2 separate regions of the Mus musculus genome follow, and region 2 is linked to region 1. The links are chromatin loops, found by intact Hi-C in ENCODE. Cell type or tissue: heart. All regions are shown on one strand. Each heading gives the region's core, and the rest is flanking DNA. Links, peaks and the distances in the headings are about the cores only. Region 1 has its middle 13 kb from the start of Gm39398. Region 2 overlaps Tbc1d2b (TBC1 domain family, member 2B).

Evidence for each region. Peaks named below come from ENCODE experiments on the same cell type or tissue, not always from the same donor. Only the 100,000 strongest peaks of a DNase experiment are listed, where the experiment ranks them.
Region 2: a loop joins it to region 1, with 3 times the contacts of the local background. A loop is called at or near these places in 6 of 42 quality-filtered maps.

The regions. Positions count from the first base shown.
Region 1 is chr9:90,439,541-90,452,313 of GRCm38, reverse strand. No RefSeq gene overlaps it. Among named protein-coding and RNA genes, the nearest start is that of Gm39398, 13 kb to the left of the region's middle. In heart, for the core only: a CTCF peak has its summit at 5,133 (motif pointing right); no DNase peak of the experiment used is centred there.
Region 2 is chr9:90,220,600-90,233,372 of GRCm38, reverse strand. It overlaps Tbc1d2b (TBC1 domain family, member 2B), which reads left to right. Exons shown (of 13, transcript NM_194334.2): 4 at 4,272-4,435; 5 at 5,799-6,043; 6 at 6,969-7,352; 7 at 9,824-9,934; 8 at 10,873-11,066. Among named protein-coding and RNA genes, the nearest start is that of Tbc1d2b, 44 kb to the left of the region's middle. In heart, for the core only: a CTCF peak has its summit at 5,969 (motif pointing right); DNase peaks (open chromatin) are centred at 6,042, 6,712 and 7,122.

The DNA of each region.
Region 1 (12,773 bases), core at 2,550-7,549:
AATTAATTAATTATTTATTTATTTATTTTTAAAAAAGACTAATGTACCAAAAACTGAAGTAATAAAAAATACTGTCTGGCCTAAAGAAGCAAGGATAACAGATGAAGGGAAAAGGATTTTAGCAACCAAAATGTAAACATTTTAAAACCTTGGCTGACTGTATATCTTTCTGTAATTGTAGGTATTTGTATTTTATGATTCATGATTAATATCTGCCATAACCTCACATGTATTGCTAGCCCTAACTTTTGGAAAGATTGCTATTCTATGTTCAAATTAAAAGAGCTCTTATCTGTGAATACATATGTGGTTTTTTTTTCTATTGTTCTGTTTGTTAAGCCAGACTTGGTTTGGAAAAGTGAATGGAAAGCCACATTATAGAGGAAATAGATAACAATATAATATCCCTTTAATTGCTTTTAACAAGATTGTCTTATTGTGCACCAAATATTAATAGCAGTAACAGAAACAAAAGATCAGAATTGTTAGAAATCAGAACTTAATGATCCTTGTAGACATAACCAAATCTTACTTCTTATTTTAATGCTTAGAAATGTAAATAGAATTAATCACTGTAGTATTGTCCATTTAAGTTTTATTAGTAAAATACATATATTGCTTAATTATTTTTTGAAACTTTCATTAATTATACTATAGGATACCTTAGATGTTCATTTTATCTAGAAACATCAGAAATGTAGTATGATGTTTCATGAATGTTGTTATTCGAGATGATTCATCTCTTTTGTACAATTAGGATAAGAAGTAATTTGAGTTTCAGATGGAATTAAAGTTACCTTTTTAAGCATATGAACATGTTTTAGAGCCTTTTACAGTGTTTAATTTATTGTATTAAACATTGTTAATTTAGTGTATTAAATATCATTACTATTTTAATATTAACAGAAACAAAGTAACCTAATTGATTGGACCTAGTTAATACTTTTTTTCTTTTTATTAATTGAAAAAACTATTTCTATTTCAAAAATATAGCTATCACCAAAATGGAGGGAGGTTTTTTTGAAGATTTAAGTTTTGTCAATTTAAAAACTAAATTTCTTTTATTCATATTATACTGAGTAAGGTGAAAAAAAGTTTTTACAAAGATACTGACTCTGATTCATTTGAAAACTAGTTTGGAATAAGACAGGGGTTCTGGGTAAGAAAACAATCCTACCAACACAGTGTGTGTGTGTGTGTGTGTGTGTGTGTGTGTGTGTGTGTGTGTGTGATTAAGGACATAATATACTCATCATAACTTTATTAAAACCTAGATTACCATTACTTTATAACTTAGGTAATAGACTAAATAAAATGCTAAATATCATACATAACTATACTGGCTCATTTTTTGTGTCCACTTGACACAAGTTAGAATCAGCAGAGAAGAAGGAGCCTCAATTACAGAAATGTCCTCCTGAGATCCATCTGTAAAGCATCTTCTTAATTAGTGGTCAGTGCTGGAGGGCCCTGCCCACTGTGGGTTGTTCCCTCTTAACTAGTGGTCAGTGCTGGAGGGCCCCGCCCACTGTGGGTTGTTCCCTCTTAACTAGTGGTCAGTGCTAGAGGCCCCACCCACTGTGGGTTGTTCCCTCTTAACTAGTGGTCAGTGCTGGAGGGCCCCGCCCACTGTGGGTTGTTCCATCTCTGGGCTGGTAGTCCTGGGTTCTACAAGAAAGCAGTCTGGGCAAACTATGTGAAGCAAGTCAGTAAGCAGCACCCCTCCATGACCTATACATCAGTTCCTGCTTCCACGTTCCTGCCCTGATTTAGTTCCTGTCCTAACTTCCCTCGGTGATGGACAAGGATATGAAAGTGTAAGCTAAATAAATACTTTTCTCCCCAACTTGCTTTGTGGGCATGGTGTTTTGTTGCAGCAATAGAAACTGTGACTAAGGCAATAACCAGTTTTAAAGCCATCTAATTATAAAAGACTTAAGAAGCATAAATTAGGAGAATATTTTACTAACTTGGAATGTTTGATTATCAGTGTTTTTGAAGATGAATATTTTCCAATATCAATTTTCAATTGAAGGTGGCAGGTCTGAGGTGAGAAATGTGAATTTAAAAGTTCACTTCCTTGGGTTTAGGTGCACAAGTGAGTAAGAAAGAGTAAGTAAGAATATACAGAGAGAATCTTTTTTTCCTCCAGATTCTGAGGCAATGCCTTTTTCTTTCAATTGATGAAACCATCTGGTTTTCTTTGTCCTTTATTTAGAAAATATTTTTAAGTAATTTCGAATTTTTAGTTATGACAGTTAAAATAGATTTTAAAATCCTTTATAATAGTGTTTTTCTTTAAAATGTGATTTTTAATTTTTTTTACTTCTATTTTCATACAATCTAGTCATTGCCCCTCTCCTGGTCTGCCCTCCCATAGTTCCTCATCCCATTCCTCCTTCTCCCTGTCTCCAAGAGGATGCCCTCCCTCCCACTACCTCCAGGTCTCCCACTCCCTGGGGCCTCAAGTCTCTTAAAGGTTAGGTGGATCTTCTTCCACTGATCCCAGGCCTGGCAGTCCTCTGCTGTATAGGTCAGGGGCCTCAGACCAGCTCCTGTATGCTGCCTGGTTGCTGGCTCAGTGTCTGAGAGATCTCAGGGGTCCCAGTTCGTCGAGACTGCTGGTCTTCCTGTGGGGTTGCCATTCTTCTCAGCTTCTTCTAGCCTTTCCCTAATTCAACCATAGGGGACCCTGACTCCAGTCCAATGGCTGGGTGTAAGTATCTGCTACTGTCTCAGTCAGCTTCTTGTTGGGCCTCTTGAAGGGCAGCCATGCTAGGCTCCTGTCTATAAGCACATCATAACGTCAGTGATAGTGTCAGGCCTTGGAGCCTCCCCTTGAGACGGATCCCAAGTTGGGCAGGTCACTGGATCATCTTTCCATTAATCTCTTCTCTATTATTATCTCTGCAGTTCTTTTAGACAGGAACAATTCTGAGTTGTTTTTTAAAGAGATTATGAATGTTTACCAAAAAGGGTAAATCTTAGGAAGAAGCTAGAGCTTTAGTTAATTTTGACATTTTATAGGTATTATTTGCTTAATAGGCTAAAGTTTATAAACAGATTAAATATTTGTGCACTAAAGCAAGTTCCATGATTGTTATGTTAATGTTGTAGGAATTGTCCAAGATATTCATAAGGCAATGGCTATCTAACAAGCAGAAGCTTTGCCCAGTATAAGATATGAAAGTAAAAGTCTAATCAAATGTTTTGAATGTCTCATTTAATAAAAGAATACAACAAAGCCCTTGTTGTTCTAAGCCTGTCTTTTATATAAACATTAGATTAATTCTTAAGAAAACCTCACTGCTGCAAACACAGAATCAAACATTGATTTTATCTCATATTAAAATTTGACCTTAAAAATTAACAACCTTTGTATGATGCTCAACTTTTAAACCATATTCGCTTTGTTCAAGCTTTATTTTCACAATATTTCTACAAGATACTTTAATCTTACATTATTCTCATCCATTTTCATTTTGGAATAATCGTTATCTTGCAGTACAAAGTTCTTTCTTATCACAAAGCATTTTTTAAACTTCTATTGCCACAATTATATCTCATAACTATAACCTTTGTATCCCCTTTTTAAAAACATAATAGTTTTTATCATTATTATTGTTATTGTTTCCAAAAGATCTAGCAAACAAATTTTAACATTATAATTTTAGATGAAACTGCAGTAGGCTGTACCATGTTTTCATAGAAAACATGTGTGTGGTATTTTAAACATGTAACAATTATAATATGGGAAAATAAGTCAATTTGAATAATTATTTGTCAAAGACTTAAGTCATTACAGCAGGCACTTTAAAATACCTTTTGTTTTAAGGAGATGAACAGTATTCCAAATATATTATCATGGCATAATACATTAAGATTACCTGTAAAATTTAAGATGTTTTAAGATGTCTTCTGTATGTCTTTAAGCTTTTTTTCAAACGGCCATTTTTCAAATGTTTGAAGTTATATCTTACATTATTTCTAAGACGTACTTTGAAAACTTTTCTTGTGTTGTTGTGACAGTGGTATCAAAATATCTTTTAAAACCTTAAAATATTTTGTTTTAAAGCATTCAAACAAATATATAAAACATTTAAGTTCAGCTCTAAGTTACCATCTTGATCTTTGCAATAATGAGTTGGTCATCTTGGATGAAGGAAGTTTTCTGATAGGAAAAACGATGCCTTACATGGAAAGTGATCATCCTTCATGTATGCCCTCACGGAGCAGAGGCCGTGCTGCAGACCCAGAACTGAGACGAGGACCCAGGAGACAACATCCTGGGCTGAGCTGCAGGGTTAGATACATATATTTTCTTTTAAGAAAAAAATTTTAAATTGTTATTTAAATTTTAAAACATGTTAATTTCCCCCAAAGAAAGATCTAGGGCCACTAGCCATGTCTTTGTTTTACCAAAGTGATCACATTGGTTCAATATTCCTTTTTCATACTTTGCAAGTATTCTTCGATTGACATCCTGGACATGTGGCCAAGCTTACTTAGCCTTTCAGGGCAGTTGAAGCTGAATTTTTTTTCCCCTTAAGCTGGGCTAATTTAACTGCTCTGTTTTATATGAGAACTTACTCATGAGCCAATTTGATACCAAGTAAATGATATATGAAACATAAGCACACATAAACAGTGTATAAATACATAATCACACAAAAAGACAGCTTTGAAAGACCAAGCAAACATATACATCACATATTTTACATATAGCCTACCCATACGAGGAACTTTCATTTAAGTTTTATACTAAGAATATTTTGGAAAAGAGATTATAGGATTTTATGGTTCCTATTACTATTATATAAATGAAATAAAAGTTTTATTAATACATATTTATTTAGAATATATTTTGGAAGGAAATCTTATTAAATCTAAGTATTTAACATTAAATTTTATAGTGTAATGTATCTCTTATCATGACTCTACTGCTCTAATGATATTGTCTTATATAAACAAATCGCATTTTAAGATTAACAAATAAATTGCAGTTTTGTCAGTTGGTTCTTGGCCTCACGAATAAAAGAGTTAGGAAATAGATCCACAAGAAAGCTGAAGAACAACTCTTAAAGTTTGGGAGACAAATACTGGGCAGGAAGATTGTAACTCTCTGCAGCTACCACAAGGTGGAGTAGAAGAGAGAGGTTGTGCCCGATTTGAGTTGGGCCAAGAAACCAGGCAGGCTCATCAATGGAGATAATCAAGCAAACACACTGTGGCACTAAGAGATGGGTTTCAGGGAAAGAATTGGGGAAGCTCAAAGTGTCAGCGTCAGCATACTTAGGTTTTTGCCTAGTATCTGAAAGAATAAATGATTTCTGAAAAGAATGAGAAATGCAAAAGGTCGGGTTCCTTCGAGTAACTCAGAACAGGCAGTCTCCAGAGTACCACTTGATAGAGACTCTTAAACCATCTGTGGGGGAAGGAGCTTTTCTGAAAGGATAAGTCTTCTTAGAGGGCTAATTAATCCTCTCATCTCACTAGCATGGCTTCAAGTGAACCATCTTTCCTGAAGGATGGTATTCTCTCAAAGTGACTGACAATCTGGGCCGTCCATTCTTTTTTGTTTTGTTTTGTTTTTTATTGGATATTTTATGTATTTACATTTCAAATGTTATCCCCTTTCCCGGATTCCCCTCCAGAACCCCCCATCATACCTTCCCTCCCACCCACTCCCACCACACCACCCTGGCACTCCCCTACACTGGGGAATCAAGCCTTCACAGGACCAAGGGCCCCTCCTCCTATTGATGCCTGCTGCATATGCAGCTGGAGCCATGGGTCCTTCCATGTGTACCTTTGGTTGGTGGTTTAGTCCCTGGGACCTCTGGGGAGGTCTGATTGGTTAATATTGTTGTTCTTCCCATGGGGTTGCAAACCTCTTCAACTCCTTCAGTCCTTTCTCTCACTCCTCCATTGGGGTCCTCGTGCTCAGTACAACAGTTGACTATGAGCATCTGCCTCTGTATTTGTCAGGCTCTGGCTGTCCATTTTTAAAAGGAGTGAACCATAGCATGTCACATTTTGGGTAGTTTAAAATGTCATATCTATCTCTACACAGAGTCGGTGGTAAAACCTAGATCCCAGTCTTTGGACATACATGTTGTAACTTTATCTTAATGGGCTTCAACATAGCACAGACACCTCTACCTTTTCATATAGCAATGTGAACCCTAAGGCATGACAAAGCTGGTGTTTACCTTCCTAGACTTACCACAGGAATGGGAAGTGCGGTTGAAAGTTGACAATGGGGTGGAGTAATTCATCCTGAATAGCCTCCAAGATGGCTAATCCCTGTATCAGTTGTATAGCAACACAACAGAATCTCAGAATAAATGGTGGTTTTAAACTGAAGGTATTTGAGAACTTCAACGGATTAAAAAAAAAAAAGAGGAGTCCCATTTTCTTATGTTTCTTAATATATTTTAATTAAAATATTACATCACTTCCCCCCCCCCTTTACTTTCCTGCTTCTGACGATTCCTGTGTCCTCTCCCCCAGTCCCCCTCATGCCCCTCTGGCTCCTTCTCAAGTTGATGACCTCTTTTCTCTTTTTACATATTTATGTGTATATGTGCACAAATCTATAAAAAACCATCTCCTGAGGGCGTTCCTATTGTGTATGTGCATGGAATTCCAGGGCTGACCACTTTGTATTAAATAAGCAGTCAGGGGTCTCTTCCTTGGGAGAGCCGCCTTCTGCTGCTTTAACTCCCTCCCAGTGTTTCCTGGCTGGAAGTCCTACTCCTGTGATACACGTATTATTAATATATATTTTTAAAGGCATTACTTTTACAAAATGTCCAAATATAATTGATTACATTCGGCTTGTTGCAATGGATTCTTTCAGAGGGACAAGGAAATTGACTGTTACTCCTCTGAAGTCCAGAGCTGCCTGTAGTTCTTTGTCTAGGGGTTGGCACCCATTGAGATTTCCAGACCCTGCATCAGCATTTCTATTGACACGTTGGGTTTAGGCTGCCCTGTCTGATTCTACCCCTTGTTCCCTGGCGATCCCTGCGCCTTAGATGTGAGAGTTTTGTAGAAGATGTCTCTTAGGGCTGAGCTCCCCCAAATCCATTGATCTCTGCATTGTGTACAGCTGTGGTTTTCTTTCCAATTGGGGGCACTTTTAATAATTTAGAAGTATTGGTTGTAGACTTTCTTTGAAAGTCTGGTAGAATTCTGCTGTGAATCCATCTGGCCTGGGCTTTTTAAATAGGAAGATTTATTATTATTATTATTATTATTATTATTATTATTATTATTATTATTATTATTACTAAATCAGTGTCCTCCTTTATTATGAATTTCTTTGACATATTTTTCTCTTCTTGGTTGGTTGTTTGGGTGAATTAAAAACGCATCCATGTCTTTAAGAATTTCCAATTTAAAGAAGTATGGGTTTTTAAATTATTCTCTTATTCTGATTTTTTCTAGGGGGTGAGGGTGTCTACTGTAATGTTTCCTGTTCCTTCCTGATTCTGTTCATTTGGGCCATGTCATTCTTTGTTTTGGTTGGTTAGGCAAGGGTCTGCCAACCTTTTTATATTCTCAAAAAAAAAAAAAACATCAGTTTTAGACTCTTTGATCCATTATGTTGAATTTTTGTTTGTTTCTGTTTCACTGATTTCTGCTGTTTCATGCTGTCTATTGGACTTGAATTTGGTTTTTTTCTTGTTTTCCCACATTCTTGACTTACACTATTAGGTCATTTATGCTCTTCCTGATCTTTTACCTCAGCCACTTGGAGAAACAAAGTCCCCTCTCTACAACCACCTTTATCACGTTCCAGAAGTTTTGCTCCGTTGTGTTTTCATTTTCATTTAGTTGAAGAAAGTTATTTTACTTTCTTCCCAACTTCTTCTTTGACCCATTCAGCATTTAGTAATGAGTTCTTTAATCCCCATCAAGTGTATGTGCTTGCTGTAGATTTGTTTACAGTTGGTTTTAAACTCTACTTCATATGATTTAATAGAACACATAGAATCACTTCCGTTTTTATGAATTTGTTAAGGTTCATTTTGTGTCCCAATACGTGGTCTATTTTAGAGAAATTTCCATGGTGAACAGACTGGATATTCTTTGCTGCTTCGGGGAAACAGTCTGTAGTTATCTGTTATGTCCATTCAATATAAGATGTCATTTAGTTCTGAGGTTTTTCTGTTCATTCTGCCTACTGGATGAAGCAGTATGTTTAAAGCACCTCTTATTGGTTTGAGTTAATCTTTATCTTTAATTCCAGCTGTACTATTTTATGAAGTTGGATGCACCAGAGTTTGGTGCACCCAATTGCCATTAGGATGAAAAATACAATGGAAACAGGCAACCTCGGGAGATAGGAGGTTGCAGGTGTCAGGGGGGTGGGGAACCTCCAGAATGCACCAGAGACCTGGGAGGGGAGAGACTCTCAGGACTCAAAGGGAGGGACCTTAGATGAAATGTCTGACAGTAGGGAGAGGGAACTTATAGAGTCTACTTCCAGCAGGAAGACAGGACATCAAGTGAGGGATGGGGTTGCCATCACACAGTCACAACTCTGACCCATAATTGTTCCTGTCTAAAAGAATTACAGGGATGGAAATGGAGAGGAGCCTGAGGAAAAGAAGGTCCAGTGACAGGCCCAAAGTGGGATACAGCTCAAGTGGAGGTCCCAAGGTCTAACACTATTACTGAGGCTATGGAGTGCTCACAAAAAGGGATCTAGCATGACGGCACTCTGAAAGACCCAACAAGCAGCTGAAAGAGTCAGGTGCAGATATTTACCCCCAACCAATGAACAGAAGCAGCTAACCACTGTTGTTGAATTAGGGAATGCTGAAAGAAGTTGAGAAGAGTGATCCTGTAGGAGAACCAGCAGTCTCAATTAATCTAGACCTCTGAGATCTCTCAAACACTGGACCACCAAACAGACAGCATAGACCAGCTGATATGAGGCTCCCAACACACATACAATGGAGGACTGCCAGGTCTGTGTTCATTCAGAGATGATGCACCTAACCCTCAAGAGACTGAAGGTGAGTTTAAAGGTCAGGTGGGGTGGGGACATCCACATGGAGACTGGGGGTGGGTAGGAGGTATGGGATGTGGAACAGTTGGAGGGGGGATAGAGGGGAGATAAAATATGGAATGTAAAAAAATTAATTAATTTTAAAAAAAGAAATACTATAATCAACTGTCATTACTTCTATTTATTTCCCTCAGAGCACCTTTGTCTTCTCCTGTTAAACTCATTTATTCTTTCCATAGGAGCCCCTTCTCCACTCTTCTCTTAGGTCAGGTTATAAATACCAATCTCTATTCTGGGAGTCACTTCTTTTGTACATTGCCACATGCATATAAATAAGCTCTCTCTTTCTTCCTGCTATTCTCTGCATTGCTCTGTAATTTGCAGTTACCTAACCTTTCTAAATCAAAGTAATAGAGGAAGCTTTCCTTTAAATAGTACAATAAACTGGACAGATTCTACTTTGGAATTTCAGAAAGTTGACTATACAGAAGAAACAAGAGTATGGCTGAGGATTTACCTCAGTTGTTGAATGCTTCCAAGGCCCTGGATCGAATTCCTAGTATGTCAACATGTGTACAAAAGTTAGTCATGATGTTAGGCATAAGCAGGGAGGATTGCCAACAAGTTTGAAGCCATTCTCATCTACACGGTGAGTTCCAGGCTAGTCAGAACAACATATCCAGATCCTATCTTAAGCATACATAAACTACACACACACATGTATATGTATATGTATATGTATATGTATATGTATATGTATATGTATATGTATATGTATATGTATATGTACGGTAAGGTTACTTTTTAAATGTTAGAACTGAAATACATGGTAGTAAGAATTCTCTACTTAATAGTAAGCATGAAACAAATTAGGAAAGAATCATCGGAAAAGTAAAGTTTTACTTCATAACCTTTGCCTTATTATTCCCTAAGCACAAGGATAGAGAGTAAACCCTGCCTTGTACATACCTACAGAGTTGGAAGAACGAATTCTAGCTGCTGACATTTTAAAGAGCACTTAATGAGCCTTCCCCACAGCTCACTTCCTGCCCTTTCTTCTATTCTTGTTCCCAGCATTAACACCCACACTGCCCATTAACCTGCACTGCATCTCACAACAGTATCCTTGGGTAGTGGAACTCACTCCCAATGTTCCCATCTTTCGAGTCCTGCTCCAGAAGTACATTTATTATTAATACTAACAAAAGGCATTAATTTTACAAAATGTCCATATAATTGATCAAAATTGGCTTGTTACAAATGATTCTTTCAAAAGGACAAAGCAATTGACTGACTGTAACTTTTCTCCCAACTTCATTCTTGCATAAATAAGGCTTTCTTTGATAGCTCTGATTACAGTGCAGAACATGATCCCTGTTTTCTATGGTTTGTGGACTTTTTGTTTCCGTTGCTTCTTAGGAAATGCATTTGTCTCCAATTACCAAAATGTTAAGTAATGGCATAAAAGTGTCAGAAAAGGGCATCAAAATCAAAGCACAGTTGAACGCAACTAGACAGGAACACAGAGCACATTCAATGTTTAACAATATAACTCAAGATTCCAACATAAAAGCCACTGTTACTGGCAATAATTAGCTGATATTGCAAATAATTTTTGTCCCATATTTGTATTGCAGACATTTTAGTAAGTACTTTCACAATTATAAGTATTAATGTGGTAGATACTCTGTGTATGTCTGTGTTTCTCTCTGTGTGTCTCTCAGTGTGTCTCTGTCTCTCCCTCTCTCCCTTTTTTCCCCTCTGTCTCTCTTTCTCACTGTCTCTGTCTCTCTGTATCTCTCTGTGTCTCCTTCTCTCTCTCTCTCTCTTTCTTTCTCTCTCCTGTGTGTGTGCATGTGTGTGAATGATACCCTATTCTCATTTCCTCCTTTTCTCTCTTCCTTTGTAAGTTCTATCAACTTCTCACTTATAATTGTCAGGGTTCAGTATAAAATTAAAATATATATCCCTTGTTCAGAGAAATATGCCACTGAGGGTATTAAAATATAAAGACTTTTCCTTCATAGTGTTAGCACTCAAATATTCAAATAGTGGTGATACATTAGAAACAACATAAATTTGCAAATTTCAAAAAAAATTGCTTGAAATAGAACACTGTTTTTCTTTTTTTTTAAATTAGGTATTTTCCTCGTTTACATTTCCAATGCTATCCCAAAAGTCCCCCATGCCCACCCCCAAAATCCCCTACCCACCCACTCCGCCTTTTTGGCCCTGGCATTCCCCTGGACTGGGGCATATAAAGTTTGCAAGTCCAATGGGCCTCTCTTTGCAGTGATGGCTGACTAGGCCATCTTTTGATACATATGCAGCTAAAGACAAGAGCTCCAGGGTACTGGTTAGTTCATATTGTTGTTCCACCTATAGGGTTGCAGTTCCCTTTAGCTCCTTGGGTACTTTCTCTAGCTCCTCCATTGGGGGCCGTGTGACCCATCCAATAGCTGACTGTGAGCATCCACTTCTGTGTTTGCTAGGCCCTGGCATAGTCTCACAAGAGACAGCTATATCTGGGTCCTTTCAGCAAAATCTTGCTAGGAACACTGTTTTTCATTTGTTAACTATTTAATAAATAAAATTACTTTTAGCAAGACACACTATGTCAAAATTATCCTCGTTCAGAAACAGATACAGGCAGAGACAGAGTGTTCTGGCACACAGAAAGAACTGAAGCAGGAGCTCTGTTCATGTACTTCTTCCATTCCTTCCTCCTCATGTGGGGCTATATTGTCACCCAGGAGATCTAGCTCTCTTATTGACAACAAAAGAAGATGAAGATGAAGAAGGAAGAAGAAGGGAGGAGGAAGAGGATGAGAAAGAGGAGGAGGAAGAGAAGGAGAAAGAGGAAGAGAAAGAGGAGGAGGAAGAGGAAGGGAAGGAGGGAGGAGGAGAAGGAGGAGGGGAAGGAGGAGGAGGAGAAGAAGAAGGAGGAGAAGGAGAAGAACAACAAGAAGAACAAGAAGAACAAGGAGAAGAAGAAGAACAAGGAGAGGAGGAGGAGAAGGATAAGTAGGAGAAGAGTAAGGAGGAGGAGGAGGAGAATGAGAAGGAGAAAAGGAAAACAGAAGGCTGTTAGTCACTTTAGGTTAAGAGCCAGAATACCCAAATTGATTGCCCTTCTTTTGGATCTGCAGACTCTTGATGTGTGCAAACTGCAAACTTGAACTTTAGGTTTGTACATAACAGGGGCAAGCAAGTCACAGAGTATGCATGATATCAGAAATGCTAGAAATCTCTCTGACATACCCTAGTACCTAGTACCTGGACCACAGACAGCTAGGTAGAACTCTCAAGAAGAAATGTAGAGGTAAGCTGTCCCATGTGATAAAGAGAAGTTTCTCACGGTTGCTGCCACCTGCAAGAATTAACTAGGGTTCAACTAGGGCACACAGTGCATCTGAAAATGGTGGTCCTGATGTAGAGCAGTGAGGCAAAATGTCCTTAGCATTATTTCTGGTGACTAACCTTATAAGACTACTACATATAAATCCTTGAGCAGTGGTACATATTTTCGTATGACAATCAAAGGCCTAATATTAACACTAATAGAACTTAGAAGACCAAGGGACTCTCAGTGAAACAGAACAACCTCTGGTGGTGGGTTCTCAGATCTCAGTATCTTGGGAATTAACAAAAAAGAAATCACTAAAAGACAATAAGACAAAATGACTTGGCTGTTTGACAGTCTGTGCTCACCCAAGTGCCCATTCAATGGGTTCAAAAATAAAGTAGCCTA
Region 2 (12,773 bases), core at 3,401-8,400, 220 kb after region 1:
GTCTTCTGGTTTCTCCTTTTGTTGTTGTTGTTGTTGTCGTTGTTGTTGTTGTTGTTGTCGTTGTTGTTGACTCTAAGAACAGGAGTGGCAGGCTGAGCTCACTCCCCCTTAGCACGCTCCTCACTGGTAGTGCGTTCCACACACCATTGTGGAGGGAAAGAACAAGAGCACATTTTGAAGCCATGCCAGATGGCAAGGAGCTTTTAACTCCTGAAACATGTCAGGAAGGCAGGACACAGGAGCTCTGGGCCGGGAAATGTCCCTAGCACTGTGGGCGGGCTCACAGGTGCTGCGAATGTGCAGGGGTAGATGAAGCATTTGTGAGACTTCCTTTTCTTCCAGAGCAACTGTTTTGAAATCATAACTCTCCACAGTTTTGAGATGTTGTGAAACCAGAATTGACTATGACATTAGCATGCTCTCTTAGGTTCCCCTGGCTGTTGAAAAGGCCACTCTGCCCAGAGCCAGGCACCAGAAGACACTAGGCTGTGAGAACCATGGGACATGCTTACTCTGTGTGCCACCTGTGGTCTCAGTACTCAGGAAACAGTTGCCAGGTCTTAGACAAGTGTAGCCACCTGTTCTAGGGACACAAAGTCGCATTTTCTATCAGCAGGATGAGAACCTATGTGTGCTATATAAGTTCTCTTTGTTCCTCTAAAACTTTAAATTACGTTAGTAAAATTCAAATACAGGGGAGTAAATCATGCTTTTAAAATCACAAATATTGGGAAGTAGAGGCAGGCAAATCTCTGAGGTTGGGCCAGCCTGGTCTACAGAGGGAGTTCCATGATACCCAAAGCTACATAAACCACAAATGTTACGGGACTTGATGATTCAATGAATAAAGCGCTTGCTGCTTAAGCACGAGGACTTGATTTTGGATCCCCAGTATCCATGTGAAAGCCAAGCATTTGGGTCCGCATCTGTAGCCCAAGGCCTGGGGAGGGGCACCTAAAAGCTTTCTGGCCAACCAAACTAGTGAACACAGTGAGTGCTAGGTTCAGCGAAACCTTTTATTAGAAATAAAAACGTGGAAAGGGCTGATGAGATAACGCTGAGCAGACAGATGTGTCCACCACCAACTCTGATTACCTGAGAGTTGGAAAACTGTCCTCTGGCCTCCTCCCCCCATACACCATGGTACACATCCCTCCTCCCTCCTTATTTTATGAGCATGACTCTTCTGGGTATATGTATGTCTGTGTACTGCGTGTTTGCCTGGTGCCACGAAGACCAGAAGAGAGCATCATCTCTCCTAGAACTGGAGTTACAGGCAGGCAGGAGCAGCCAGTGGGTGTGTGTTAGAATTATACCCAGGTCCTCTGCAAGAGCAGCTGATGCTCATAACCGCTGAGCCATCTCTCTAGCAGAAAGAGAGAGAGAGAGAGAGAGAGAGAGAGAGAGAGAGAGAAAATAATCAAAGAGCAATAGAGAAATACTTGATCCTGACATCTGGTCTTCACAGATACATGCACAAGAAACCACAATTGCATATATGTGTGTACACACACACATAACAACACACACCAAAAATAAAGTACTGAAATGTAGCTACTTCATACAACAGTGCCATCTGACTCGTTCAAACTGGAGACTCTCTAGTTTCCCTTCTCACCTTCAGCCCGCTTCAGGAAACACCAGAGATGCACGGCTTTCTCTCCTGCTTTAGCAGCCATATTGAGGTGTGGCCTGTAAGACTCAGTTACGTTAGGTGTACAGGCTGAGGAGTGTTAGAAAATTACACCCCATAGAAACACCTCTATAATCAAAATGTATTGCTGCATGTCAGGGCACAGGCTTGTAATCCTAGCATTTGGGAGGCAGAGGCATGCAAATCTCAGTACACTTGAAGCCAGTTTAGTTTATCTATGCAGTTCTGGGCCAGCAACCAGAGTTGCTGTAGTAACTGAGTAGTGAGACCCTATTTCAGATAGGAGGGAGGGAAGGAGGGAGGGAGGGAGGGATGGAGGGAGGGAGGGAAAGAGAGGGAGGGAGGGAGGGAGGGAGGGAAAGAGAGGGAGAGAGAATGAGAATGAGAATACATGCATGTTCCCTCATGAGCCTTCCCTTAATCTCTGGCCTCAGGCAACCTCCAGGCTGCTTTCTTGAACTATAGCTGTGCTTTTGTAAGGGTTTAAAATAAATGAGCTCTTGTGGCCTATACCTGTTGTATTCATCATCGACTTGACATAACTCTTCAAAGTGACTGCTCCTTTTCACGTGCCCAGCAACACTACTGGCCAGTTCCAGTTGCTCCACATCCTCCCAAACGCTGGCAGTTAGCTGCTGTTTTTAACTTTAGCTGTTGGAGGTGTGATGCAGTTTTAACTAATGTATGATAACTAGTGATGCTTTTTAAAGTATATTTATATGTTATTTTTATGTGTGTGTTTTGCCTGCATGTATATCAGTGTACCACATGTGTGCCTAGTGGTTGGATGCCTGGAATTAAGAGTTATAAATGGTGGCAAGCTGCCATGTGTGTGCTGGGAACCAAACTGGGGTCTTCTGCAAGAGCAGCAGGTGATGTTATTCGATGAGCCACCTCTTCAACCTTGATGTTATCTTACTGACCATTCCTAGACAGCTGCCCCTCAGCTTAAGCTGGGTTACATGGTAGGAGTATGTCCTACCAAACCCAAACATAAATTGAAAATACTAAAAGGCAAACGTGCATTGGCTTAGCTTCGTGCACTCTGTAGAGGACCTGTTGTTGAGTTCACACTTACTGTCTCGCGGTTCACTGGAAGTTAATCCCAGCTCCGTGTCTCTCTGCACATCGCTAGCCCAGGAAAAAGCAAGCTTCTGACTATGGTTTGCAGTGAATGTGTATTGCTTTGGAACGGTCGTAAAGTTTGTTACAAGAAAATCTTAAGTCCAACTTTACAAGTTAGAAAACTGCGTGTATTTTTATTTTTCTTTCTTCCTTTTTTAAAATTTACTTTTCTCGTCTCTTGATCATTTTTAAATTGAGTTGTTTATTCATCTTATTGAACTTTAAGCATTCTTAAATATCCTGAATATGAGCCTTTTGTCAGGTATATATTTTGCAAATATTTTCCAAAGGAGAAAGGTTTTCATAAACTCAGTTTTTCTCATCTTGTCTTATAGATTGTACTTTTCAAGTTCTCTTTAAGAAGTCTGTGTAATGTGGAGCTGTGGAGATGGCTTAGGGAGGAAGTATACTTGACTTGAGTTTGGACCCAAGAGACCCGTGTAGAAAGCTAGATATGTGTCTGTAACCCCAGCACTGGGGAGCTGGAGAGAGGCTGATCTTTGCAGTTCATTGCCTAGCCTAGCAAAGTAGGTGAGCCTTGGGTTCAGAGAGAAACCCTGTCTCAAAACATAAGCTGAGCAGTGTGTGATTGAGGCAGATACCTAAAGTTGGCCTGTGGCCTAGACATGCTTGTGTGCACACATACATATGCATGCACATACACATACATATGCATGCACACACACATACATATGCATGCATATACATACAAAAGGAGAAGAAAGTCTAAACGTCAAAAGCACTTTCTCCTTTATTTTCATCTAGAAGTTTTGTGTTTTGGTGGGGCGTGTTTTGTTTTTAATTTGAAATAGGATTTCACTGTATAGCCCAGACTGGCCTGGAACTTAGGAACCTTCTGCCTGGCTTCCTAAGTGCTGGGATCACAGGAGTATACCACAACAACCTGCCTCTATGGTATATTTTGAACTAGTTTGTATGTGTGCTGTGAGGTAAGATTCAAGTTTATTTTTTCCTATATATAACCAGTTCTTATAGTCACACTTCCCCACTAGATTCTCTTTACATTCTTGCGGACAGTCAGGCGACCATCAGTGCAAGGAGTGGTTAACATGGATAATGCAGTCTGTGTTGTGGTGTCTCTTAGGAATGCTGGCATCTTGAGAAAGGCAGTTCTAGGAATCTATTCACTGATGACAGTATAAAGTCCAATGTGGAGCACCCAGCTTCAGAATAGCTAGTGTAACCTACAGAAGTCCCCTGCGATGCATAGGCTTTGGGTCTGGTTAATCATAATGTGTGATTTTTTTTTAAATAAGGTTTTTTCGGGGGTGGGGGGTGTTTTTTAAGAAATTCTTGAATTTAACTTTGCATTGCTACTTCCTGAGATACTAGTATCGGTGTATACTCATACTGGCAATGCATATTTTCTCATTTTCTGTATTTTTACCAACATTTGGTATTATCAGATCTCCATTTTTACCAGTCCTATATACAGCCGTGTTTTGCTCTGCCCTTTCTTGTTTTTAAATAGAAATTCAATGTCATCATTCCGTCCTGGGAGAGGGCACAGTGAGAGTCGCAGGACCGTGTTTTACACCAATGAAGAGTGGGAACTTCTAGACCCGCCTCCTAAGGACCTGGAGGAGTCCCTGGTACCAGAAGAGAGGAAGAAGCCGATGCCTGAGGGCAGTAAAGGTGTGTGTGTTCCTGTGCCCTGTTGCTCTCTCTGCCCCTGGGATAGAGGAGACTCTTGACTGGCAAGTCCCTAGAAGCATAAAGCATAGGCCCTTGTGTTATAGGAGGGGGATGGTGATAGGGGTGTGGGCAATGATTCTTAAAGGTTTGTAAAGGGCTGCAAGAAACAGATGTCCAAGCAGCTACAAACCTCCTCCGGGAGATTTGATATGTTATGCCTCTGTGCATCACAGAGGTGCTGCCTGAAGAAACTTTGTACTTATTAAGCCAGGCATTATGTCATATACCTGTAGTTCTGGGGCCAGGGAGGTCGAAACAGGAGGATTGCATGTCTCAGAAACATACACACACACACACACACACACACACACACACACACACACCATCTTTATTTACAGAAATTTGATAAGTACTCCAAAAAAAGAGAACATAGTATCATAGATTCTGGAGAAGTGGTTAGATTAGTTGTATTCCTATTACTGTAACAGGTAGCTGAGGGAAGCCATCTTATGTAGAGAAACGGTTTATTTTGGTTCATAGTCGTAGAGATTTTATTCTATGACCACCTGAACCCATTGCTTTGTGCCTGTAGAAGTGCATCATTGTGGGACTGTGTGGCCAGAAAGCAAAAGAGAGAAGGCAGCCCGGGGTACCACTGTCTAAAAGACTTCATATTAAGCTTTCATCAGTACCAGCAAGCTGCTGGCTTAAGGCATTAACACATGGGCCTTTGGGAGACATGCTAGATCCAAACAAGGCCCCAAGTCCGAAAGCACTTGTGCACTTGTGCCTCTGTGAGCTGTCACATATCAGGCACACCAGGCCTCCAGTGCCACCTGGGTGCCAGGTACTGCCACCCACCCAGTCTTCCAGTCTCTGCGTGACCCCAGGGAGCCACCGATGCCTTTGTCTCCCCTAGCTTTAAATAATCAAAAGGCCGTAGTACTTTTGTGCCTCAAGCTTGTGTTTTTGAGTGTACATTTGAATTATTTGGGTCAACTTATACATAAAGTCTCACTTTAAAAAGTGTATTTAGACTTTTAAAAAATCCATTTTGTTTTTGTTTTTAGCCAAAAACAAATGTAAAAGTAAGAAGCCAGGGCTTGCCTGGTGCGCCTCAGTTGTCTTCGTGATACTCATACTATAGTCTTCTGTAAAGAGTGGTCCAGCAAAGACTCTGCAGCTTTAGACCTCTCGGGGCTTCTGTACAGTGAAGCAGGACAAGGAGACATGTCCAGCTGCCCTGCTTTCTGCATGGGTTGATGAGTCCACAACCCTCAGGATGATGTGTAAGAATACCAGAAGGTTTGACATGCTCAAAAAAAAAAAAAAAAAAAAAAAAACTTCTTATTTTTAAATATAGGAGTCGCTAGTTCAGGATTCCCCTTTGAATTTGGACGGAACCCTTACAAAGGAAAGCGCCCCTTGAAAGATATAATTGGGTCATACAAAAACCGCCACAGCAGTAGTGATCCTTTGCTCGAGGGAACGGCGACATCATCAGGCAGCAGCGGAGGTCCCACTAAGCCAGTCCCCGAAATGCAGCTGCAGATTCAAAGCCAGCAGGAGGAGCTGGAGCAACTCAAGAAGGACCTATCCAGTCAGAAGGTAACTGTCGCTTGATTTCTGTGTGCCCTCGGTGGGCCAGAGACTCAGGAGCCCTTCCCTGAGGCTCATGCTCTTGGGCTGCCATCCTGTGCCCTGAGCTATGCCCGTGTTTATTCAATGACCCTAGACCATGACCCTAGACAGGTTACAAGGTGCTCCTCTCAGTACCCACGCCCGGTTTCTCAGACTCGAGTTCCCTCAACTTTGCACATCCCGTCAGACAATTTTTCCAAACTGGTAAGAATTCCTTCTACCTAATTGCTAGGCAGCACAGTAACCCATAAAGCTTGGCCCCTCCCCCTTTTAATTTTATTTTTAGCTATATGTATGAGTATGTAACTGTAGGCATCCACAGAAGCCAGAAACCAATGTCCGATTCAGTGAACCTCCCAGTGTGGGTTCTGGGAATCAAGCTCAAGTCCTCTGCAAGAGCAATGTGTGCTCTTAACTGCTGAGTCATCTTCCTACCCTGCCCCTCCCCATTCCCCCCCCACACATATACACTTCTATTTATTCATTTATTTTTGAGACAGCATCTCACTGTGTCATCTAGGCTGCCCTGGAGCAGTTGATCCCCCTGCTCCCGCACTGGAGTTATAGGCATGTGCCACCACGCAGTACTTCACAGATCCCTTAGCGCCGATAAGCATGTGCCAGGAACCATTGCTAATTACAGCACGCACATCCATTATTTCCCGTTTCCTATTATTGTTCTCTTCAGGCTGTATTTGTGGAGTACATTTTTTCCCCTCTCTATTTTTGAGATCTTTCAAGAGGAAGTTCAACATTAAAATGTTTCCAGTGGAGTTTATTTCTGCATTTCCTCAGATTCCAGTGACTGCTTATATAACACTCATGATTTCTGCTTTTCTCCCCCACACCCCAGCTTTCTTACCGTTCACCTCATTGTCTTCTTGGCTCCTAGGAGCTCATTCGGCTGCTCCAGCAGACAGTCCGGTCATCCCAATATGACAAGTATTTCACGAACCCCCAGATCAGCCAGGGGGTCCCCGGGGACACACTGGAGCTCCTGCACCAGAAGGACGAGCAGATCCTGGGCCTCAGCGGCCAGCTGGAGAGGTTCGGCCTGGAGAAGGAAAGCCTCCAGCAGGAAGTGAGGACGCTGAAGAGCAAGGTGGGCGAGCTCAACGAGCGGCTCGGCATGCTGATGGAGACCATCCAGGCCAAGGACGAGGTCATCATCAAGCTCAGCGCCTGTGAGGGCAGCGTGTCATCACCCACCCTGGGGCCCAGCTCTCCTTTGGCCATCCCAGCCAGCAAGGACCAGCTGGAGCTGGACAGGCTAAAAGTAAGGGCAGACTGTGGGCTGGCTTTCTGGATAGACATTGCAAACACATTGCAAACTCAGTTAGTTCCGTCCTTAGTTCCATACCCGCTGACCCCTAGAGGTCTGGTTGTAACGGGCTGGTCTAGTAAGGGCAGAGCTGGGGAGGAGGGGCAGAACTTTATGCTCAAATCCCAGGCATGTTCAGGAACTGCCTTGAGTACGTCCAACACCCTTGCTATTGCTGTCATCACCTGGGACACTTTCAGTTCTTCCTGTCCCTGGCACAGAAAAAGCTGAAACACGCCTCCCCTCTGAATTTCCCACCTTCAAGGAGGTTGTCAGTTTCCCCTCTGTGCACATAAAGACAAACACAGACTTAATTTGTATAGCCTCCCACAGGCCTGGGTAGGCAAGCATCCTCTGGGACACTGGGCATCAGGTAGAGCCCAACCGACTCCAGCAGACCCCAGTATGTCTACCACCCCCAGTAGTTCCATGCAGCCACTGGTTCTAGGTGTTTGCATTCCAAGTGGAGTTTACCCTTGAAGAGTCCAGGTGTGTTCGCGTTGAGATCATGATAGAGCGTGTGCTTCATGGCTTCTAGCACCTTTCATTTGCCAGCAGTGAGCTGAGTGAGTGCTCACAGGCTGGGGACTGCAGAGTTGTGAACACTGAGACAGTGGCTGCAGGGCTGGGATGTGTGGGTGGGCCATTTTAGTGACAACACAAAGCCAGCATGGTGTCTTTATTTTTGTATGTCTGTAGCGTGTGCATGCGTATACTCATGCATGTGGAAGCTGGGTATTGGTACTCTTCTTCATACTGTTCCACGTTACTTTTTGAGACAAAGTCTTAACCCAGAGCTTACTAGTTAACCCGGGAACCCCAGGGACCCTCCTGCCTCCGCACTCCCTGCACAAGGGTTATAGAAGTACCATCGCACAGGCTTTTACGTGGGTGATGGGAAACCGGACTTAAGTCCGCATCCTTGTGCAGCATCGACCGTACCACCTAAGCCCTCCCCACAGCTCCCAGTCGGATTGATTAGTGAGAAACCAAAACACCTCTTACTATGCCATATTTATATCTACTATAAAACAGCCTTTATTTTATTTATTTATATTTTGAGACAAAGTTTCATGCTGTAGTTTATGCTGACCCAGAAATCACTGTAGCCCAGGTTGGCCTCAAACTCAAGTCAACCCTTTGTCCCCATGTCCGGGGTACTGAGATTCCCAGGTGTGAGTTACCACGCTTGGATGCTTGTTATTTGTTTTTGTTTTATTTTTCTTTTTACAAGAGCTCTTAGTGCTGCCTATAGAAGGCAGTTAGTTTATATACTCAAACCTTCCTAGTTCTTCCGTGTCTTATCAGGACACACTACAGCCTCAAGAAAGTTCAGTCTGGAGGCGGGGGAGTATCCAGAAAAGTCTGTAGAAATGGTCAGGGCCAGAGGGAGGACGTGGTTACAAAAGATGGAATTTATAAGGCATCTTCACCAACCACAGCCTTAAAGATGGTTGGCTCTCCTTCATCTTTATTTAGAAGCCTCCTTGACTTATCACGAGGATGATCTAAGGGGTGTGTGAACTTGTTTTCAGGGCATTTTACATGAACACTCTTCCCTGCTCAGCCACACCTTCCTTCTAGTAGAACAGGGGAAAACTTGTGACCACAGGAGCCTGAGGCAAGCCAGACCTCTGAGTTCAAAGCCAGACTGGTCCACATAGTGAGTTCCAGGACAGCCAAAGTTACATAATAGATCCTGTCTTTACCAGAAAGAAAGATAGGAAGAAAGGAAGGAGGGGAAAAAAAGAAAACCTTTGTCTCCAACCTTTACATTCTCTAAATACAAAATAAATGTTGCAGAAGTAAACAGTTGGCCAATCCAGTGAAGTGCCGACTGTGTTCTTGATAATTTGGGAGGCGGTGCTGGGGTCTGGACCCAGGGCCTTGTATCTGATAGGCAGATACTTTACCACTGACCTCCACCCTCTGTCCTAATGTCCTCCTTCAGCTTTCCCACAGTTTGAGTGCTCTCCAAAGTCCCTGATGCACCACAGATCATAGTGTTCATCATTGCATGCCTTTCTTAATTAAGGGCTTTTGCATATTTTTATAGTCTTTTAAAAATAGAACTATATAAGTAAAAATGAGAACCTACTTAGAATACAGTCAGTGTCTCTGGTTTAAAATAATATTAAATGACTGCTTTTTCTCATCAACGACTGTGTGACTGGAGTTAGAAAGTGCACCCTGTTTACTTCTGCCGTCAGCTGAGAAAAACCAGCGCTGCTGAGTAAATATTCTCCCACCTCCTCCTGCTGCCACAAATGGCCAAAAAGATTCATCAGAAAGCTCCTACTAATGTCTTCCAATTTGTTTAGAACTTGCTCTCACTTGGCAGGCCTCAAAGATGCTAATTACATAGAATAATTAGCCAACATGCAACCCACATCAGTTGATTAAAAAAAAATTTTTTCCCCCAACAGGATAGTCTGCAAGGGTACAAAAGCCAAAATAAATTTCTAAACAAGGAAATTTTGGAACTCTCGGCTCTACGAAGAAATGCAGAAAGGAGAGAGAGGGATCTGATGGCTAAGGTAAGTCAGGACCGACTCAGCTTAGCACGTGAAGGGAGGGCGGAAACCATGCTTCAGCGGTTGTGCTTTAAAACCTACCCAGCCACCGCAATGGGAGAAAGATGGCTGCTGCAATCAGTACACGTAAAGAATGTAGAGTGCAATTTCTCTGTTGATGACAAACTCGCCCACGTGGGCTTCGTCATGGGTTTTCAGAATGAAAACAAAGTGCATTCATGGGGGTCACTCCAGGTCATAGGGGTCACTCCAGATTAAAGTTACCTAGATAGTCGTCTATACTGCTGAGATTTAGTTTCACATGTGTGAGACAAGAGAGGCGAGAATATTCCCATCCCCGTAGATCCAGCAGGATTGGCTTAAGATTACGGCTGCAGAGGGCTTTGGAAAGGCTAAGGGGCCACAGGCATCCAGCTGTGAGTTATAAATGCCTGGCACGTGTCCACAGCTGCCGCGTGCAGGTACTATTTTTGAGCAGCCTTCCAAGCACATTTCTAGAACCTTATTCCTGCATATTTGCCAGGGGAAAGTTGATTTTTCTGATCAGGTAGCAGATAGGAACTAATCCTGCCTGGACAGAATGCCCTAACAAAGTTGGTGTGCATGGGGCAGGGGGCAGCATTCATGGCCTGTGTAACCATGTAGGGGTAGGCTTCACCTCAGCCAGTGGCTTATGACCCAGTTTCTGTTGCGCATTCTAACCTTGTTGAAGGTTGGTCCCTGTGCTTATCAGCACCCCTCTCTGCTTAGAAAGAAGGGGGAGCCATAGTGGGCTCTTTTAACCCTGACTTAACTTTTTGCCTATGTTATACTTTGCAGCAGGCTCACTTCCTAGTCTTTTTGAGCATGCTGGTTTGGGCTTATTGGTTGCCTGTGATGCCTAAGGCTTGCTTTTCCTGTATTTGTCTCTGGGTGGAGGTAACACCTTGCATTCTCTCCAGTACTCTAGCCTGGAAGCCAAGCTCTGCCAGGTTGAAAGTAAATACTTGATACTGCTCCAAGAAATGAAGACACCAGTTTGCTCAGAGGAACAGGGCCCTGCCAGGGATGTCATAGCCCAGTTGTTGGAGGATGCTCTGCAGGTCGAGAGCCAAGAGCAGCCGGAGCAAGCATTCGTTAAGCCTCATCTGGTCAGGTAAATCTGCTTCAGTCTGTTGGGGCAGTCCACCCATTTCCCAAGTTCCCTTTCCACAGCAGTAGACATTCACAGGGCACTTAACGCTAGATACTGATGGCAAGTGCTATCAGGATGGCAAAGCAGGTGTTGTCATTCTTCCACAGAAATCATGTGCTAGAACTGGAATCAGCCTAGGCCTGTTGATTCCAGGACTATGTCAAAGTAGCCTCACCTCCAATACGTACCTCTTTCTTCAGGGGCCAGTTTTCTAAAGAACAGGACCCCTTTCGTGACACAGGTACATCCCATCTGTAGGGGAACTAAAAGCAAACAGGCCATGGAGAAAAGCTGGCTTTTCCTTGTGTGGGAGGGTGGTTTCTAGAACCTGACTGAGTAGCTGAAGACCACTCCATCTGAGACAAATCATGGACCCACCTCCTAAGATGCACTTGGACATATACGTATAAAATACCGTGGTTTTTGGGGGGGTTTTTTGTTTGTTTTTTGGTTTTTTGTTTTGTTTTGTTTTGTTTTGTTTTGTTTTGTGAGGGTCAAAGAACTTAGAATGAATCTCGGATTAAAGACTCATATAATATATTTTCTGACCAGTCTCAGTGTCAGGGCTAGAGGGGGGTTCCTGCTGCTGAGCTTTGGGGCCCGATTGCTGGGGCCTGCTGGGAACAGGACTTCTAACAGCAAGTATGTCTGGAAGGCTGTGGTGCAAGGCCATTTTTGCTGGCTACAAATGAGGTCTCCGGAACCAGAGAGAGCACACGGCTTTCTTAAAATTGAAGGCGTTTATACCCGAGATGAAACGGAGTTCTACTTAGGCAAAAGATGTGCTTATGTGTATAAAGCAAAAAACAATACAGTGACTCCTGGAGGTAAACCAAAGAAAACCAGAGTGATCTGGGGAAAGGTAACTCGGCCCACAGAAACAGTGGCATGGTTCGTGCCAAATTCCGAAGCAACCTTCCTGCAAAGGCCATTGGACACAGAATCCGTGTGATGCTGTACCCATCCCGGATTTAAACTAATGGAGAGTAAATAAATAAAAGTAGATTTGTGCTCTTGTAAAAAAAAAAAGTGTCAGGGCTAGGCTAAATCTGCAAGTTCACCTGGTGTAACCTCTTCTGTCTTTGTCTCTCAGATATAGCACTGTTTCTGTCCCTTGCTCTTTGCAGTCTCCTCTCTACCTTTCCTCAGCCTCAGATAGAGACCTTTGACATGCTTGGGCCAGACTGACAGATCCCACCTACCAGCATTGACTGTGCTTGTCAAGTGACAGAAATGGACTTTGAGAATAGAACCAACCCCGTTGTTGCAGAACACTTATTCTGAAAGATGTGCTCGATGCAGGAACAGTTACGTGGTTCACATGCAGGATCGTATTAAACGCTCATTGCAGGTGGATTTGCCCTCACTCCGTTAAGTGAGGTGGGTAAGTTAGGAAGTGCTGTAGCATATTCTGGGCTACACATCCTATGGCACATGACTAAGTCCAGTGACATTGGATCCATGGCATAGGATAAGCCCAGGCAGCCAGAGTCTCAAGTTCAAGAGTACTGCCTCCACATCATGTATGGTTGCTTTGTTCATAGTCACTGGTGAGCTCTGGGAGTTCTGAAGTGTGTTACATTCTTCCCATGTGCATTTAGGAAGCCGTGCATTCTCTACTACTTTGCAGAACTCCATTAGGTAAACAGACCACAGTAGCATTATTGT